Regions from separate parts of the Homo sapiens genome. Here regions 1, 2, 4 and 5 are each linked to region 3. Evidence: chromatin contacts called from ENCODE Hi-C or POLR2A ChIA-PET data. All regions are on one chromosome and are shown on one strand. The core of a region is the stretch at or near the end of the contact, and the rest is flanking DNA. Distances in the headings are between cores, read along the strand shown. Region 1 has its middle 76 kb from the start of LINC02621. Region 2 overlaps ARID5B (AT-rich interaction domain 5B). Region 3 has its middle 150 kb from the start of ZNF365. Region 4 overlaps RTKN2 (rhotekin 2). Region 5 holds the start of ADO (2-aminoethanethiol dioxygenase).

Region 1 (3,249 bases), core at 700-3,199, 340 kb before region 3:
AAAAGAATGGCGAGAACCTGGGAGGCGGAGCTTGCAGTGAGTGGGGATACCGCCACAGCAGTCTGGCCTGGGCGAAAGAGTGAGACTTCGTCTCAAAAAAAAAAAAAAAAAAAAAAAAAAAGACTTGAATGAAGTGATGATAGTTGGTGTAAGAGCATTCCAGGAAGAGGAAACAGCAAGTGCAAGGCCCTGAGGCAAGAGCATGCCAGGCATGTTCAGGACAGCGCAAAAGCCAGTATATGTGGAACAAAGAGAGTGAAGTTTCTCTAGAGTAGCAGGAGATTAAGTCATATAGGTAATGGGGTCAGCAGACTGTGGACAGTCTTTTACTTCAGCTTTTACTCTGAATTAACTGGGGAGCATTTGAATGTTTTTTGCGCATGGAAGGTATACGACCTGACTTGTGTTTTCACAGGATCCTTCTGTCTGCTATCCTGAGTATAGACAGTAGAAAGCTATGTAGTAGTAGGGAGACCAGTTAGAAGGCTATTGTAATAATTCAGGCAACAGATGCTAGTGGCTTGAGTTAGGGTGGAAGCAATGGAGATGGTGATAAGTGGTTGGATTCTGGAGATATTTTTAACATATACTCAATAAGATTTGCTGGTGAATTAGATAGATGGTGTTTTGGATAGAGAGGAACCAAAGATGACTTAAAGGTTTTGACCTGAGCAACTGGAAGGATCGAGTTGGTGTTTACTAGATGAATAAAACTGTGAGAAGGTCAGAATTGGAACAGAATAGCAGAAGATCTTTTTAAAGTTTGAAATGACTACTATGCTTCCAAGTGCAGCAATTTAATAGGAGCTGCAACACACAAGTTAAGTCCTCACTTAACGTCATCAGTAGGTACTTGGAAACTTCAGCTTTAAGGAAACACACAATGGAACCAAATTACTGCAGGCTAATTGATATAAACAAGAGCTAAGTTCCTATGGCATATTTCTGGTCACAAAAACATCACCAAACTTCTAAAGAGTAAAACACTTCTAATATTAAACACTGAAATAAATGCGAACTATATATACTTTTAAGAAAGATTAATAAAAACAAGATAATTATTACCCAATTATTCCAGATGAGGGTTGAGGGTGGCCAGAGTCCACCCCAGCAGCTCAGGGTGCAAAGCGGAAGCCACCCTGGCCAGGACGCCATACCCTAGCAGGGGGCACCTCACACACACACCCACACAGGCTGGGACAATGTAGACACACCAATTCACCTGACATGCACATCTTTGGGATGTGGGAGGAAACCAGAATACCCAGAGAAAACCCACACAGACATGGGGAGAACATGGGAACTCCACACAGACAGGGGCCCCGGGCAGAAATCAATTTTTTTCCAATCAACAGTATAATGAAATGACACTGAATGGAATGATGTTATTTGAGGACCAACTGTCATTGCGTGTATGTATACATGTACACATTTTTATTTTACTTTTTATTAAGTCTTTATTATGTTATTATTTATTTATTTCAATAGGTTTTTGGGGGACCACATGGTGTTTGGTTACATGAGTAAGTTCTTTAGTGGTGATTTCTGAGATTTTGGTGCACCCATCACCCACATGCACACATTTCTAAATGCATAAAAAATTTTTGGAAATATACATTAAAAATTATTAACAGTGGTTACCTCTGGGTAATAGGAATCTTTGGAAACTGGCACTGGAATGTTAGAGGAGGAAGTAATATATGTTTTTGTTTTTTGATACCTTTCTGTATCATGTATGTACGTATATATGTATTACTATGTTCTATGTTACTTTTATGATTAAAAATTACTTAAAATTCTTGTGGTTGGTGAAATGAACCAAGTCACTGCAAACAGAAGTCTTACTAGGAAAGTCCACATTGGATCAGGGGTTTATAAGGTCCTTTCAAGCTCTGACATTGATTTCTGCAACTGGGTGTTAACTGGTAAGTCTCCCCGTCATTTCCTCCATAGGCTTCTGTGAAATTTGGTGTGTGAACAGCCTCTCTAATTCATCTGCTTCATCTTGAAAACAGTACCAAGAGCTCTCGGTGCTTAAATACCTCACAGGAAATTTGAGGTTGGATGAGATAAGGTGTTCAAATACTTTGAGTTACCACAAACACAGGTGCTCATGTAGGCACAATATTATGAGTCCTGGAATATTAACAGACCTAGTAAAAAGAAGCTGTTTCTGCCTTTTGATCACATAGGCATTTTGATACTCATGAACTCCATTTAGTCTGCGGTGGAATGAGTGTTTCTCCACAAACAGTATTAATTTTAGCATTTTTGTTCATGCCTTCTGTCAAACAAGATTTCTTCAGCCTTTGATTTTTATCAAGATTCACTTTATTCTTCAAAGCATTTAATTCAAGGTTCACTCCATCAGTGGGTGGATTAGTTGAGTAACTGAAATACCAGTGTTGAATGCCATAGTAGTTATAATATTTCTCTTCACAGGAGATATATTTACCAAAGTCATGTACTAATGAACAATGAAGTGACTGTCCAAATAGCAGACACCTGGTAAACACTGAATGGAAAATAAACATGGACAGCTCTACAAAATGTTTACTCAATGACTCTTAAATATTCTTCTAAGGTCACTATTATGTGTCAGGTGCCGTACTGGGTGCTAGGAATACAGGAAGGAGACGCGTTGTCTTTTCCCTCATGAAGCTTACATTCTACTAGAGAAATGTCACATTGTATTTTAAATTTTTCACACTGGTTCTAATGAAGTATTTGAGAAGCTATGTGAAGAGGAATTTGGAAGTTGCTGGCAGTTTCTGGAGATTATGTAGTTGATTACTATTATTCTGAAAAACAAAAAAAATCACCTTTAGTCACCCACAGAGGTAAAGAGAAAACCAGAAAGTCACCACCAATCAGAATCACAAAAGGCAGTCAGTGGAAAAGATTGCAAGTTTCAGGAAAAATGAGTTGTCTTAATATGTAAAAAAGCCTTTCTTAGAACTGGAACTTACAAGAAATGGGCTGAAAATTCTAAAAGCAAACAACCTTAAAGAATAATGTCAAACAGAGGCTGGATATTCATGAATATGATTGGTTGGGAGCATGGCTTCCGCCTACAGAAAGAGGTTGAAGTAGATTACCTCTGAGGAGCCTTCCTAGTCTAATTGAATAAGTACTGCAGTTATGAAATTATATTTTCTCTAGAGAACCCTTTCTCAACAACCAAATAACCCAAGTCGCTAATATTCTATTTATATTTTATAATTTCTTAACCAAGATCTCAAATAAGAA
Region 2 (3,494 bases), core at 182-2,681, 480 kb before region 3:
AGGTCTCACTCTGTCACCCAGGCTGGAGAGCAGTGGCACAGTCTAGGCTCACTGCAGCCTCAAACTGCTGAACTCAAATAATCATCTCACCTCAGCCTCCCAACTAGCTAGGACTACAGGCACATGCCACCACACCCAACTAATTTTCGTAGAAACAGGGGTCTCATTACATTGCCCAAGCTGGTCTCAAGTTCCCGGTCAAGCAATATTCCCACCTCCCAAAGTGCTGGGATTACAGTCATGAGCCACCACCAGGGCTTCATCTTTTTAATGCCTTTATCTGAGAAAAAATAATTACTCTGAAGAGGAAACTGTCAGAACAATTGCCAAATAATGAAACTTTTGCAGTATTGTGTTTCCATATCTATTGTTCAAAATTCATCATCAGAGTTAGAACGTCGCGCAGGATCAAGTTGTGCTTGTCAATGGCCCAGTGTGTTTATATCTCATACAATGCAATTGCTTCTCAGGCATTTCTGTTGGGTGTGGAAGACTGATTTTGGGAAAACAGAATGAAAATAAACTTGAATATTTCCTAAATTCGTATGTGATCAGTGTTTTGTGAATTTGTAGAAAGATTCAAACAATTGAATAGAAATTTAATACCAATGGTCACTATATGAAATATAACTGTGGATTTGAAATAAAAATTTCAGGGACTTATTTATGAATTTTTAAATATTGGCTTTAAGTTAAAGCCAAAATGAGGTCTGAGAGCTTCTAGTTTTCTTTTGTTCCCCCACATATTTGAAAACTGAAATTCTGTAAGAGATTATCTGTGAAATGCCTTTCTTTCATTACACCCATAAATTTTAGGAGTGGCTTTGATCAAGCCTTCTGCCATTCTTGGTTTCTAAGTCTTTTACTCATACGTTAATAACTTTAAAAACATTCGTTCTATTTTTGTTGTAATGAAAGAGGAAGTTTCCAAATAGTTAAAAGGGAAACATTGAAAATAGAACACAGTAAATGATAACTAAATTAGGGTAGGTTACTCCTCCCCCCCGAAAGAGCAATGCTCCATGCTGAAACTTGCCAGGGTATTTTTTTTTTTTTTTTTTAGACGAAGTCTTGCTCTGTTGCCTGCCCAGGCTGGAGTGCAGTGGTGCGATCTTGGCTCACCACAACCACCGCCTCCCGGGTTCAAGAGATTCTCCTGCCTCAGCCTCCCGAGTAGCTGGGACTACAGGTGCACACCACCATGCCTGGCTAATTTTTGTATTTTTGGTAGAGACAGGGTTTCACTATGTTAACCAGGCTGGTCTCGAACTCCTGACCACGTGATCCACCCGCCTCAGCCTCCCAAAGTGCCCAGCCAGTATTTTAAGATTATTGTCTGAAAAGAAAATGTGCCAGAGAATTGATATCCTCAGAGGAAAAGCATTACAGAAATGCAGGGTATTATCAGTAACGCATACTATACATAGAACAATGTTTGTCTTCCCTAATACTGTGATCAGTGGAGTTTTGTTTTCTGGCTCGTGTTTAAAAGACACACGCAACTTGCAAATCGAATGAGTTAACGCTCCGCCGACTTCTCTAGACATTGACCTCGGGGGTCAAACTCTTAGGAAAATTGTGCTGGTTTTCCATTCCCCTGATTCCAGTCCCTACCAACAAGTAAATCCTATCTCTGAGTGGAAGCTCACAAAGAATTTCTCGAGAGAATATGTAGCTGTGTTGGCAACAAGTCTCTCTGCAAAATGGGAAGGAAGAGTTGTTAACTGATGAGTCAATCCAGCTTTTATAGCAGTTTATCTATCTTCGTGGTATTTCCAAGAGCATAAATGCTATTAAAAAAAAGAGACGGTCATGACAGGAAGAACACAGTAGAAAAAAACAGGAACATTTAAGCCAAAAGCAATTTACTTTGCCAGTAACTGGTTACATTTCCCTTTGTTTTATTATTATTATTGCAAGAGTTGGGGTTGACATAAAAGTTTCCCACACCTGCACTGCCCTGCCATGTAACTTGTGTGAACCCGTAGTGAAATAAATATATAAACAAATTGTCTGCAACTCAGCTTCTAGACCCTTTAAGAAAAACAAACTTGTTTTGCTATATTGTTGAGAAAATAGACTATAATTCATTAATATTTGAAGGAGTTTAAAAAGAAAAAACAAACATGGGTTAGCTGTCAGAGTAGCCTGGAGCTCTGGAGGTAGCTTGATTCTCTGAGGATTAACACCTATAGAAATAGCAGTGACTTCACAAAGGTGAATAGTTGTTAATTTCTTGGCACTGAGTAAGAGGAACAGATGGGCAGTCAGAGGGGAAAGATTTTTTTTTTAAACCACAGAGATCTTTCACTGATTAGGCAGAAGAGTCAGTGGCCCACTGGTTAAGGAGGGTAATATGTAGGGCTCTCTGACTAAGTTTTATTGGCCTTAGTGGGAGTCTTGCCACCTACTGCTGGGTCAAGACTAAAGGGGACCCCACTCGCTGTCAATTCTGTCGGACAGTGTTTCCTGTCTGGGGTGGGCTGCAGCACCCTCGTGCTATGTAGTACTTGAGTGTTTTCATTTGCGGAGAGCTCCCTGGTGACTGCCAGCCCAAGTTAGTATGAATACTTCATTTTGAGGCAATGTGTGTGTGTCTGTGTGTGTGTGTGTGTGTGTGTGTCTGTGTGTGTGTCTGTTAGAGATAAGTTGCTTAAAGCAGGGGCTCTGGATAAAGTCCAGTTGCCTGTGTTGAAATCCTTCTGCTGCCAGTAACCATTTGTATGGTCTGAGACAAGTAATTTCATCTCTGTCTCAGTTTCCTGGTCTGTAAGATGGGGATAAGGATCATGCCTTCCTCTTTGGCTTGCTGTGAGTTTTAGTGGAATTATTGTATGCAAAGCACTCAGAAGAGTGACTTGTACAGAGAAAGTGCTCAGAAATGGTTAGCTACTATTATTATTCACTTAGCTACTCTTATTATTCATGTATAATACTGAAAACATTCATGCAAAGAGCATTTACTGAACTCTGTGATAAGCCAGGCCAGTGAATCATATACACACGTAAAAGTAACAGTACGTCTATTGCTTTGCACTGTTTTTTTTCTAATAAAACTGACTGAAGCCAGATATGCTATCAGTAAGGGTACTGCTCTCTCCCTAGCAGAGCTTTTTCTTGGTAGAGATCAGTCTCACCTAAAGAACAAGAGCTGGTCTAATTCTGGAGTCTTAGGATTTAGGTTCTGTCAGTAAGTACATAGCACTGAGCTTTCAAGGAGAGGGCAGGTGTAGGTCCTTGCAGGGTGGCTGGAAGGAGGTGGGGCTGTCTCTTACATGAGTGAATTAAAGTCCGCAGACCCATCCCACTCCTGCCCACCAGCACACCATAATGCACCTGTTTTCACTCACTGACCTAGCAAATGACAGATTATGACTCTAGAGGGACAAAGATGTGGCCTGGGGACCAGAATTTTTGCTGTCCCCAAAGCCAGTCCTTCAATACCAAAACTTTACCTGGAGTCTTCTGAATCCAAAAGGTCTCTGATTCGATTG
Region 3 (3,295 bases), core at 483-2,982:
TTCTGCTGAGAAATCTGCTGTTAATCTCATATGTTTTCCTTTATAGGTTACCTGGTGTTTTTGCCTCACAGCTCTTAAGATTTATTTCCTTCATCTTGACTTCAGATAACCTGATGACTATGTGCCTAGGCAATGATCTTTTTGTGATAAATTTCCCAGGTGTTTTTTTGAGCTTCTTGTATTTGGATGTCTAGGTCTCTGGCAAGGCTAGGAAAGTTTGCCTTGATTTTTCCCTCAAATATGTTTTCCAAACTTGTTAGATTTCTTCTTTCTAAGGAACACAAATTATTTTTAGGTTTAGTTACATAGTCCCAAACTTCTTGGAGGCTTTGTTCATTTTTTAAAAAATTCTATTTTCTTTGTCTTTGTTGGATTGGGTTAATTTGAAAACCTGTTTTTGAGCTCTGAAGTTCTTTCTTCTGCTTGTTCGATTCTGTTGCTGAGACTTCCCAGTGTATTTTGCATTTCTCTAAGTATGTCCTTCATTTCCAAAAATTGTGATTGTTTTCTATTTATGCTATTTCACCGAAGATTTTTCCCTTCTGTATTAGTCCATTTTCATACTGCTACGAAGAAATACCCAAGACTTGGTAATTTATAAAGAAAAAGAGGTTTTATGGACTCACAGTTCCACATGGCTGGGGAGGCCTCACAATCATGGCAGAAGGCAAAGGAAGAGCAAAGGCACATCTTACATGGCTGCAAGAAAGCATGTGCAGGGGAATTGCCCTTAATAAGACCATCAGATCTCATGAGACTTATTCACTATCATGAGAACAGCATGGGAAAAACTCTGCTCCCATGATTCAATTACCTCCCACTGTGTCCCTCCCATGACACATAGGGATTATGGGAGCTACAATTCAAGATGAGATTTGGGTGGGGACACAGCCAAACCATATCACCTTCATTTCCTGTATCATTGTTTTGGTTTCATTAAGTTGGACTTCATCTTTCTCTGGTGTCTCCTTAATTTGCTTAATAATCGACCTTCTGAATTTTTTTTCTGGCAATTCAGAGACTTCTTCTTGGTTTGGATCCATTGCTGGTGAGCTAGTGTGATCTTTTGGAGGTGTTAAAGAAACATGTTTTGTCATTTTACCAAAACTGTTTTTCTGATTCCTTCTCATTTGGACAGACTATGTCAGAGGGAAGATCTGGGACTCAAGAGCTGCTGTTCAGATTCTTTGTCCCAAGGGGTGCTCCCTTGATGTAGTGCTCTCCCCTTCCCCTAAGGATGTGGCTTCCTGAGAGCCAAACTGCAGTTATTTCTCTTCTGGATGTAGCCACTCAGTGGAGCTACTGGGTTCTGGGCTGGTACTGGGGAGTGTCTGACCAAAGTCCTGTGATGTGAACCATTTTCATGTCTACCATCTTCAGGTGTCTCAGTCTTGGATACCAGCACCTGTTTTGGTGGAGTTGGCAGGGGAGTGAAATGGATTCTGTGAGGGTCCTTAGTTGTAGTTTTGTCTATTGCACTAGTTTTGTATTTGTTGGCCTCCAGCCAGGAGGTGGCACTTTCAGGGGAGCATCAGTTGCCATAGTATAGGGAGGATCAAGGCAGTGGGTGGAGCCCTAGAGCTCCGAAGAGATTATGTCCTTTGTCTTTGGCTACAAGGGTGGGTAGAGAAAGACCATCAGGTCGGGGCAGGGTTAGGCCTGTCTGAGCTCAGGCTCTCCTTGGGTGGGGCTTGCTGCAGCTGCTGTGGGGTATGGGGATGTGGTTCTCAGGCCAGTGAAGTTATGTTCCCAGGGGGATTGTAGCTGCCTCTGATGTGTCATGCAGGTCACCAGGGAAGTCGGGGAAAGCTGGCAGTTACAGGCTTCACCTAGCTCCCATGCAGCCCAAGAGGCTGGTCTCACTCCCACCATGCCCCCACCAACAGCACTGAGTTTATTTCCAGGCAGCCAGTGAGCAGGGCTGAGAACTTGCCACAGGCTACTAGCCTTTTAGCTGAGAAAGCAAGCAGGGCTTTCAGGTCTTGTGCCTCCCTGCCTGCTGCGGCTTCTGTGCTGTGTATCCACTCCCGATTCACCTCCTCCCCCAGTTTCTATCGAGGAAATTTGTGTTCAGTTGAAATTGTTACAAAGTTCAGCTGGAAGTTTCTTTCTCCCTGTGGTCTTTTCCCAGTTCCTCTGGCAGCCCTTCCCAAGGATCTCTGTGAGACTAAGTCAGAAATGGCTTCCCTGGGGACCGAGAGAGCCCACAGGGCTCTTCCCACTACTTCTACCCTTGTATTTTGCTTAGCTCTCTAAATTTGTCTCAACTCTAGGTAAGATCAAATCCTTCTCCCATTATCTGGACCTTCAGTTTCCCCCGTGAAGGTGTGTGTTCAAGGGCAGACAATCCCCCTTTCACACTTTGGGCACTCACATTTTTTCAACCATCTTCTGGGGCCTGCAGGAGCAATCTGCTTCCTTCAAAGGGTCTGTGGATTCTCTAGGCTTTCCGGGTATGTTCCTGCAGTAGTTCTTGGAGTAAAAGTTTACAATGTGCATCTCCACAAGCTGCTCTGTCCATCTGAGTGGGAGCTGGAAGTTAGTCCTGCCTTCTATCCACCATTTTCCTGCTGTTCAAATAAATGCCTTTTCTTTATAAATTACCCGGTTTCAGGTATTTTGTTATAAGCAACAGAAAACAGACTAAGACAGACAGCTTTAACCATTACCAAGTTCTTCCTGCCATTAAGCTAAACTGATTCCTTGTAATGTCTTTCCTTTAGTTCTATTTGTGTCTGCTTGCTTATAATACATTTAGTGTTTCTTCTATTAAACAGTCCTTTAGCTATTTGAAGACAACTATGCTGTTTCCAGCCCTACTCTAGCCTCACTCCTAAACTTTCTCTTCTCTCGAATATTCAAAACCAGTTCCTCATACTGAACTTTAACAAAGATCAAGGTTCTGTTTGAGGCAGAAAAAAAAAAAAAAAGAACTGAAACAGTGACTCTTTTTTGTTTGACCACATCCTCTTGTTTATCTTGAAAATCAAGGTGGATAGACTATGAATGTGAGATGAAAAAAGCCAAAGAGGCTCTCTGTGTTACTATGATGACTACTCTGATCTGAGCCACTATTACTTCTTTCCTAGACTACTGCAATGTATTTCTAACTAATTACTAATTGCTATCTCTGACCTGTGTCCCTATCGTGAAGGTAAGAGTACTGACACACAGAGTCTCAATAGGTAATTTACTCAAGATAATGTCACATGTAAAAGAATTGACTCCAAGACTGTTTTCATCTATAGCCTGTAACAGAACTAATGATGGCCAATGAAATTATCACTTGGGTCTT
Region 4 (3,296 bases), core at 306-2,805, 280 kb before region 3:
GTGTTAGCCAGGATGGTCTTGATCTCCTGACCTCGTGATCCGCCTGCCTAGGCCTCCCAAAGTGCTGGGATTACAGGCGTGAGCCACTGTGCCTGGCTGCCTAATTATTATACTTTTTTTTTTTTTTTTGTAGAGACAGAGTTCACTATGTTTGCTAGGCTGTTCTTCAACTTCTGGGCTCAAGCAATCTGCCCTCCTTGGCCTCCCCAAGTGCTGGGATTACAGGCATGAGCCACCATGCCTGGCAACACTATACTACTGTTAACTATTGTACCTTTATAATATACTTACTAATTTGTTAGATATATTTCTTTTTTGAAAACACCTTACTCTTACTTGCTAATTTCTTTATATAAATTTTAGAACAAATTTTGTCAAAATTTCCCTTTCCCAAGTGTTTTATTAGTATTCCATTATCCAAATTAATTTGGGAACTGATAACTTTATAATATTCTATCTTTACACAGAATAGCATAATAATTTGTCTTTACATTTTTATTAAGGTTATTCTTGAATAATTAATATTTTTGTTTTTTGGAGGTTTTCTTGTAAAGGGTATCTTTTTGCTATTATATTTTCTAATTAGTTATTGTTGATTTTAAGATAAACTACCACTTTTTGTATATTTATCTTGAATCCAGCCACTTTTACTGAATTCTTTATTCATTCAAATAGTGTTGCAGTAAATTCTCTTAAGTTTTGTAAGTCTACAATCTATTACCTTTTTTTTTTTGAGACAGCGTCTTGCTCTACCACCCAGGCTGGAGTGCAATCGTGCGATCTCACTGCAACCTCCATCCTCCCCTACCACCCCTGCCCCCGGGGTTCAAGTGATTCTCCTGCCTCAGCCTCTGGAGTAGCTGGGTTTACGGGCATGCACCACCACACCCGGCTAATTTTTTGATTTTCAGTAGAGACAAGGGGTTCACCATGTAGGCCAGGTTGGTCTCGAACTCCTGACCTCAAGTGATCTGCCTGCTTTGGCCTCTCAGTGTGCTGGGATTACAGGCATGAGCCACTGTGCTGGGCCTACAATCTATTATCTTCAAACAGTATTCAATTTATCTATTTATTTACTTTTTAAATTTTATTATTATTATACTTTAAGTTTTAGGGTACATGTGCACGACGTGCAGGTTTGTTACATATGTATACATGTGCCATGCTGGTATGCTGCACCCATTAACTCATCATTTAGCATTAGATATATCTCCTAATGCTATCCCTCCCCCCTCCCCCCACCCCACAACAGTCCCCAGTGTGTGATGTTCCCCTTCCTGTGTCCATGTGTTCTCATTGCTCAATTCCCACCTATGAATTTATTTTCAATAGTTTCATCTTTTATTCTTATTATTTTAGCTAGAACTTCTAAAATTGTTAAATTATATTGGCATAACAGACATTGTAATTTTGTTTTTGATTTTTATGAGAATGCTTTATTGTTTTGTAATTATGACTTGGCTGATATCCTGCCAAAAAGTCCACTTCTTCTTGCTTGACCACAGCTGCTGACTCATTTCATTTCACAACTGTACTTATTCACAGCTGTTCTTGCTCTGTTAGGATTAACAGAGCATTAACTATTTACACTATCATGGGAGGGACATGGATCCTGACTTCCTTTGCTGTACACCCACAACCTGTGGGTCAGCCTTCTTCTATCCCATGCCGAAGAGAGGAGGGTAGATATCAGCTCCACAAGAGGAGAAGCTGGATACCGATTTTCCAGGTAGTCTTGTGCTCTTCAGATAGCAATGGATTTGTAACCCATCAACTCTATTTCTGAATTCAGCTTCCAATGATAGAACTTCCTTCCAGATTCTTGCAAATGGCTCAGTTTCAGTTTACAGTACTCTAACTTTTGTCTTGTTTTATGTCTTCATTGCCATTTTAATGGTAAACTGGGAGAGTCATAATAAGACAGCTGACTTGATGCTATCAAGTCCCAGAAGTCTGTCTATCATTTTCAAAAGTGAAAACTAAGGTACTTGGTGAACTGATTTGGTTTATTCATTAAATTAGTAGTCGGTGACTAAGCTAATTACCACAATATAATTACGGTAAATACTACATTTACATATGGTAAATATTTGATGTTCAGCAGAAATAATAAATTTGTGATTTAGTTTCATAAAGACCTGGCCAGGGAGTGATGTAGCTGGAAACAGAAAACCCAGGTATTTTCTGGCTATCAATGTAATCTCAAAACATTATGACACTTTGTTGCAAATATTCATCTTTACCAAAACAAAGGTCACATTTTCATCCCAATATCAAGAAAAAATGGATTTATAAAGGTGAATTCATTTTTTATTTTGTTTTTACAAACACATACAAGATATAATTAAGTCTAGGCAAAGATGAAAAGACATTACGTAAGTATCCGATTTTCTCAGAGTTTCCGTTCCTTAATTTAAAATTATCTTTTGGAAAGAAGAAACACATGCAGAAATAAGTTCAATTTTTACACTTGAGTAATTGTGGGCAGGAAATAGTTTTTTATTTTATTTTAAATACTTTTACTTGAGCCTCCTTCTAAATGTACAGTTATTTCTAATATTATGAATTGCTACAATCAATAAACTGTTATGAAATGACAATAGATGTTGACTATCATGGCATTTGAGTGTTTAACAGCAACTTAACATATGTCATTTATATACTGAGTGACACTATATTAGAAGCAAGAAATGAAGGATATGTTTAGTTTTTATAAAATCTCAAAGATCTATAGTAATTTATTCACAAAAAATTTATTGCACATAATGAACAATACCACATAAAAATACATGTTTGATAGCAAAAGAATACAAGGATAAAACATGTTTTGTTTTGTATTATAAAGATAAAAACAAATATAAATAACTATAAAACAAGCAACAAATTTTTACATATTCCAGTTATTTTCTGAAGAATATTTTGCTTAGCTGAATGCAATTCTTCAGATTTTGGCCATTTACGTACTTTGTAAAATGTAGGTCTACCGTCCTGTGTGATAATTTTGTTTATCCAGAAAAATATTACTAGAAACAGTTCCTTAGGTGACAGTACCTCAAATGTAGCAGCAGGCTCTCTAGTACAAGACTTTTAGCCAATAACCTAGTGATTACTTAAGGACCAATGGAGGTATATACTATTGTTTCAAAAATGTACTGATAAGAAAATATTTGTAAAAGTGCATTATCTGACTAGTGTACACACGAGTCAGCCATGTATTCATTTCAATCTGTGGCATCTCCAAGCCATTGTCTTTAGCTTCCTGAACACTTTGGAGAAACTGAGACTGCACAGCATAA
Region 5 (3,127 bases), core at 152-2,651, 280 kb after region 3:
GCATTCTACAAATGAATAAATTGAGGCCCTAAAAGGGTAGGATTTGCCTAACGACACACAGCTTGTAAGTACACACAGTAGGCTGGAACAACAATATCCTGACTCTCGTTTGGTGCTTTTACACCAATTCAAGCTGCTGTTTTTGGTAAGACTGTACTTATTTCTGCTCTGCTGCTCATGCTTTGCTGGGTACTTAGTATTCACTATCCTACAACTTATTCCCTCATCTGCAATCTGGGAATAATAATAGTGCCTGCCTCTTAAGAGTTGCTGCAAGGATTAAATAGTATAACATTCATTATATAATGCACTTAACACAGTGCCTGGCATATTGTGAGTACTCATTAGCCAGGTTATGTAATCCACTTTAAAAAGTATGCCTATTTTAACTGGAGAGGATTCACTGAACCACTCCAATTACAAAATGTACAAGAAACCCATGTTCAGCTTTGGAATCCAAAAAGACTTTAAACTCAGGGTTAAGTTTAAAGTCATAGTATCTAATGTCTTGCTTTTCTAGTCATTTACTTATGCCAAAAGTTAGTTCACGCCAAGGAGAAGGATGCCTCTGTGTAGTGAAACAATTTCACAATTACTGACTGAACTGACTGTTGCACACCACTATTTCTCCTAGGATGCCTCAGAACCATCTAGTAACTCCATCTCTGGGTGACGACAGGGAATCTGCATTTATAAAAGCCCGCTCCCCCTTCTCAGGCAAACCAAGATTTGATAACCACTAGTATGTTCAGAATCCACGACCACTGTAAATGGCCTCTCAAGTCTCTCCAGCAAAAAGCTATACTGCTCTGTAACCAGAAGAGCAGCGTCATCAGGTCCTGATGCAAACAACAGCTGGGCCCAGCTGGGCCCAGCTGGGCCGAGTAACCTTGATGATCACAGAGGACGGCCTGGACCCCCTCCCCTCCTAGGAAACACAAAATTATAAAAGCGCCCTCCTGCAATTCCCGTGGGAGACAGTGCTGCCTAGGCCGCTACGAGGAGCTAAGGCTGACTCAACAGCCTCCTTCCCAGGGGCAAGGCCAAAGGAAGGCGACCCTGCATGGCTAACCAGGCCCCAGCGCGGCGCCAGAAGGTTAACGACCCTCCCTGCCCCTTTCCTTATGAAGGCCAAGAGCCTCCACTACTCCGGGGGCCAGCTGACGGAAGTGCGTCACTCCACCCTGCGGGGAGTGCCGGGAGTTGTAGTCAAGTGGCTACTAATCTTCCACCCCGATTCATCTTTTCTAAAACAAGAAAAACACCTCTGCATCCTGAAAAAGATCGCTTTATGCCCAACATGTGTAATAGTTCCTCTATTTTCCAATCAACAAACTGAACTATCTCAGAGCTCAAGCGGAAGGCCGGACTACAAGTCCCGGCATGCTCCGCAGGGTCCCCGGGCGCCCGGCCACCGTCGTAGGTGCGGGCCGCATGAATGGAGCGCCGGGCGTAAGGCAAAGCCTGGCACCGTCTGCGCGGCCGCTATCTGCTCCCGGAGCGTGAGTGCGGGGTGTGGGGCGTGCGCGTGCGCGCTCAGAGGGGGCTCAAGGCGAGCGCGCCGGGCAGTTGCGGGCGCGTGGCTGCTGAGGTTGGCGGCGGTGCCGCGCGCCCGACGGGCCGGTGGTTGCGGGGCCTCCCGCCTCGACCCGGGCTGGGGGCAGCCGTGGCGGCCGCCGGGGACCGCAAGGGGCGGAGGAAAGGAGGGGGCCGGTCCCGGCACGCAGAGGAGCAGCCGACCATGCCCCGAGACAACATGGCCTCCTTGATCCAACGGATCGCCCGCCAGGCTTGCCTCACCTTCCGGGGCAGCGGGGGCGGCCGCGGCGCTTCCGATCGCGACGCGGCTTCTGGCCCGGAGGCGCCGATGCAGCCGGGCTTCCCCGAGAACCTGAGCAAGCTGAAGAGCCTCCTGACCCAGCTCCGCGCCGAGGACTTGAACATCGCCCCGCGCAAGGCCACACTGCAGCCGCTGCCGCCCAACCTGCCGCCAGTCACCTACATGCACATCTACGAGACGGACGGCTTCAGCCTGGGCGTGTTCCTGCTCAAGAGCGGCACGTCCATCCCGCTGCACGACCACCCGGGCATGCACGGCATGCTCAAGGTGCTGTACGGCACCGTGCGCATCAGCTGCATGGACAAGCTAGACGCGGGCGGCGGGCAACGGCCGCGGGCCTTGCCGCCCGAGCAGCAGTTCGAGCCGCCGCTGCAGCCCCGGGAGCGAGAAGCCGTGCGGCCGGGCGTGCTGCGTTCGCGGGCCGAGTACACCGAGGCCAGCGGCCCCTGCATCCTCACACCGCACCGGGACAACCTGCACCAGATCGACGCCGTGGAAGGGCCTGCCGCCTTCCTGGACATCCTGGCCCCGCCCTACGACCCGGACGATGGCCGGGACTGCCACTATTACCGGGTGCTGGAGCCGGTCAGGCCCAAGGAGGCCTCCAGCTCGGCCTGTGACCTGCCTCGAGAGGTGTGGCTCCTGGAGACCCCACAGGCCGATGACTTCTGGTGCGAGGGAGAACCCTATCCAGGTCCCAAGGTCTTCCCTTGAAGCCACTGGCGCCCAGGAGCGGTGGGCCGAAGACGTGCCCTACCCTACCACAAGGGCTGTGTCTCTACCCCCTAGCCTGGGCGTTGGATCTACTGGAATGAGCAGCAGCCGCTTCCTCGGCAGCCTTGGGAAGCACGGGCGACTGGACAGCAGCCGCCGGGCACGGTTATGGGGGCGGGGTGGGCGGGGAGGCTAGATTGTTTCCTGGTACTGTCACTGCCACTGGGGCTTTGATTTGGAGGAATGGGGCAGGGGACTATCTGAAGCGCTTCCATCCTAAAGCCATAATGAAAATATCTTCCTCTCTTCCCCATTCTATACAAAATACTAAGTGGTTTTCTTGCTCCCACTCCCTACCCCTTAGTTAAATAGGGTTTATTTTCCACTCATGCCCTTATGCCTTTTTTTCTTATAGTTTTTTAACTTATTGACTGTGCATGACCCAGTGGTTTGAATTGTTTTTAGTTCAAGTCATTGGTAAAAACTAGGTTTAAGGAGATGAGCTACTGTTTAAAGTGAGCTGGCCTGCCTAATTAATTCCTTGTGAAAACTAAATGATTTTTTCAGTTTGGG

What was found. Hi-C counts contacts between places; a loop is a spot of excess contacts on that map. ChIA-PET counts read pairs that join two places held with the same protein, here RNA polymerase II (POLR2A). Pooled maps may share reads with other maps.
Region 1: a loop to region 3 is called in a map of naive thymus-derived CD4-positive, alpha-beta T cell, with 13 times the contacts of the local background. The contact joins two enhancer-like sites. A Hi-C loop is called at or near these places in 3 of 168 maps with a recorded cell type or tissue (CD8-positive, alpha-beta T cell, naive thymus-derived CD4-positive, alpha-beta T cell and ovary) and 11 of 50 pooled maps. POLR2A ChIA-PET finds 5 or more read pairs at or near these places in 1 of 52 experiments (activated CD4-positive, alpha-beta memory T cell).
Region 2: a pooled map shows a loop between it and region 3 (7-fold over the local background). The contact joins two enhancer-like sites. A Hi-C loop is called at or near these places in 1 of 168 maps with a recorded cell type or tissue (naive thymus-derived CD4-positive, alpha-beta T cell), 12 of 37 single-sample maps with no recorded cell type and 12 of 50 pooled maps. POLR2A ChIA-PET finds 5 or more read pairs at or near these places in 2 of 52 experiments (OCI-LY7 and activated CD4-positive, alpha-beta T cell).
Region 4: a loop to region 3 is called in a map of B cell, with 2.4 times the contacts of the local background. The contact joins two enhancer-like sites. A Hi-C loop is called at or near these places in 1 of 168 maps with a recorded cell type or tissue (B cell), 3 of 37 single-sample maps with no recorded cell type and 9 of 50 pooled maps. POLR2A ChIA-PET finds 5 or more read pairs at or near these places in 1 of 52 experiments (OCI-LY7).
Region 5: a map of naive thymus-derived CD4-positive, alpha-beta T cell shows a loop between it and region 3 (2.6-fold over the local background). The contact joins the promoter of ADO here to the enhancer-like site in region 3. A Hi-C loop is called at or near these places in 7 of 168 maps with a recorded cell type or tissue (B cell, CD4-positive, alpha-beta T cell, CD4-positive, alpha-beta memory T cell and 2 more), 20 of 37 single-sample maps with no recorded cell type and 14 of 50 pooled maps. POLR2A ChIA-PET finds 5 or more read pairs at or near these places in 7 of 52 experiments (B cell, OCI-LY7, Panc1 and 4 more).

Annotation. Positions count from the first base shown.
Region 1 is chr10:62,181,587-62,184,835 of GRCh38, forward strand. It overlaps a transcript of RTKN2 not described here. Among named protein-coding and RNA genes, the nearest start is that of LINC02621, 76 kb to the right of the region's middle. Within about 2 kb of position 1,950, at least 5 of the 41 ENCODE cell types and tissues checked have a DNase peak (open chromatin) inside an H3K27ac peak, as active enhancers do.
Region 2 is chr10:62,044,405-62,047,898 of GRCh38, forward strand. All of the region lies in intron 4 of ARID5B (AT-rich interaction domain 5B), which reads left to right. Among named protein-coding and RNA genes, the nearest start is that of ARID5B, 140 kb to the left of the region's middle. RefSeq lists enhancers at 2,025-2,074, 2,205-2,344, 3,135-3,194. Within about 2 kb of position 1,432, at least 10 of the 41 ENCODE cell types and tissues checked have a DNase peak (open chromatin) inside an H3K27ac peak, as active enhancers do; they include OCI-LY7, where a contact is called at or near this core.
Region 3 is chr10:62,525,724-62,529,018 of GRCh38, forward strand. No RefSeq gene overlaps it. Among named protein-coding and RNA genes, the nearest start is that of ZNF365, 150 kb to the left of the region's middle. RefSeq lists an enhancer at 1,608-1,827. Within about 2 kb of position 1,733, at least 5 of the 41 ENCODE cell types and tissues checked have a DNase peak (open chromatin) inside an H3K27ac peak, as active enhancers do; they include B cell and OCI-LY7, where a contact is called at or near this core.
Region 4 is chr10:62,241,901-62,245,196 of GRCh38, forward strand. All of the region lies in intron 3 of RTKN2 (rhotekin 2), which reads right to left. Among named protein-coding and RNA genes, the nearest start is that of LINC02621, 16 kb to the right of the region's middle. Within about 2 kb of position 1,556, at least 12 of the 41 ENCODE cell types and tissues checked have a DNase peak (open chromatin) inside an H3K27ac peak, as active enhancers do; they include B cell and OCI-LY7, where a contact is called at or near this core.
Region 5 is chr10:62,803,319-62,806,445 of GRCh38, forward strand. It overlaps ADO (2-aminoethanethiol dioxygenase), which reads left to right and starts at 1,402. Exons shown (of 1, transcript NM_032804.6): 1 at 1,402-3,127. The coding sequence starts at 1,742. The coding sequence ends at 2,554. RefSeq lists enhancers at 1,157-1,416, 1,887-2,006 and a silencer at 1,457-1,706.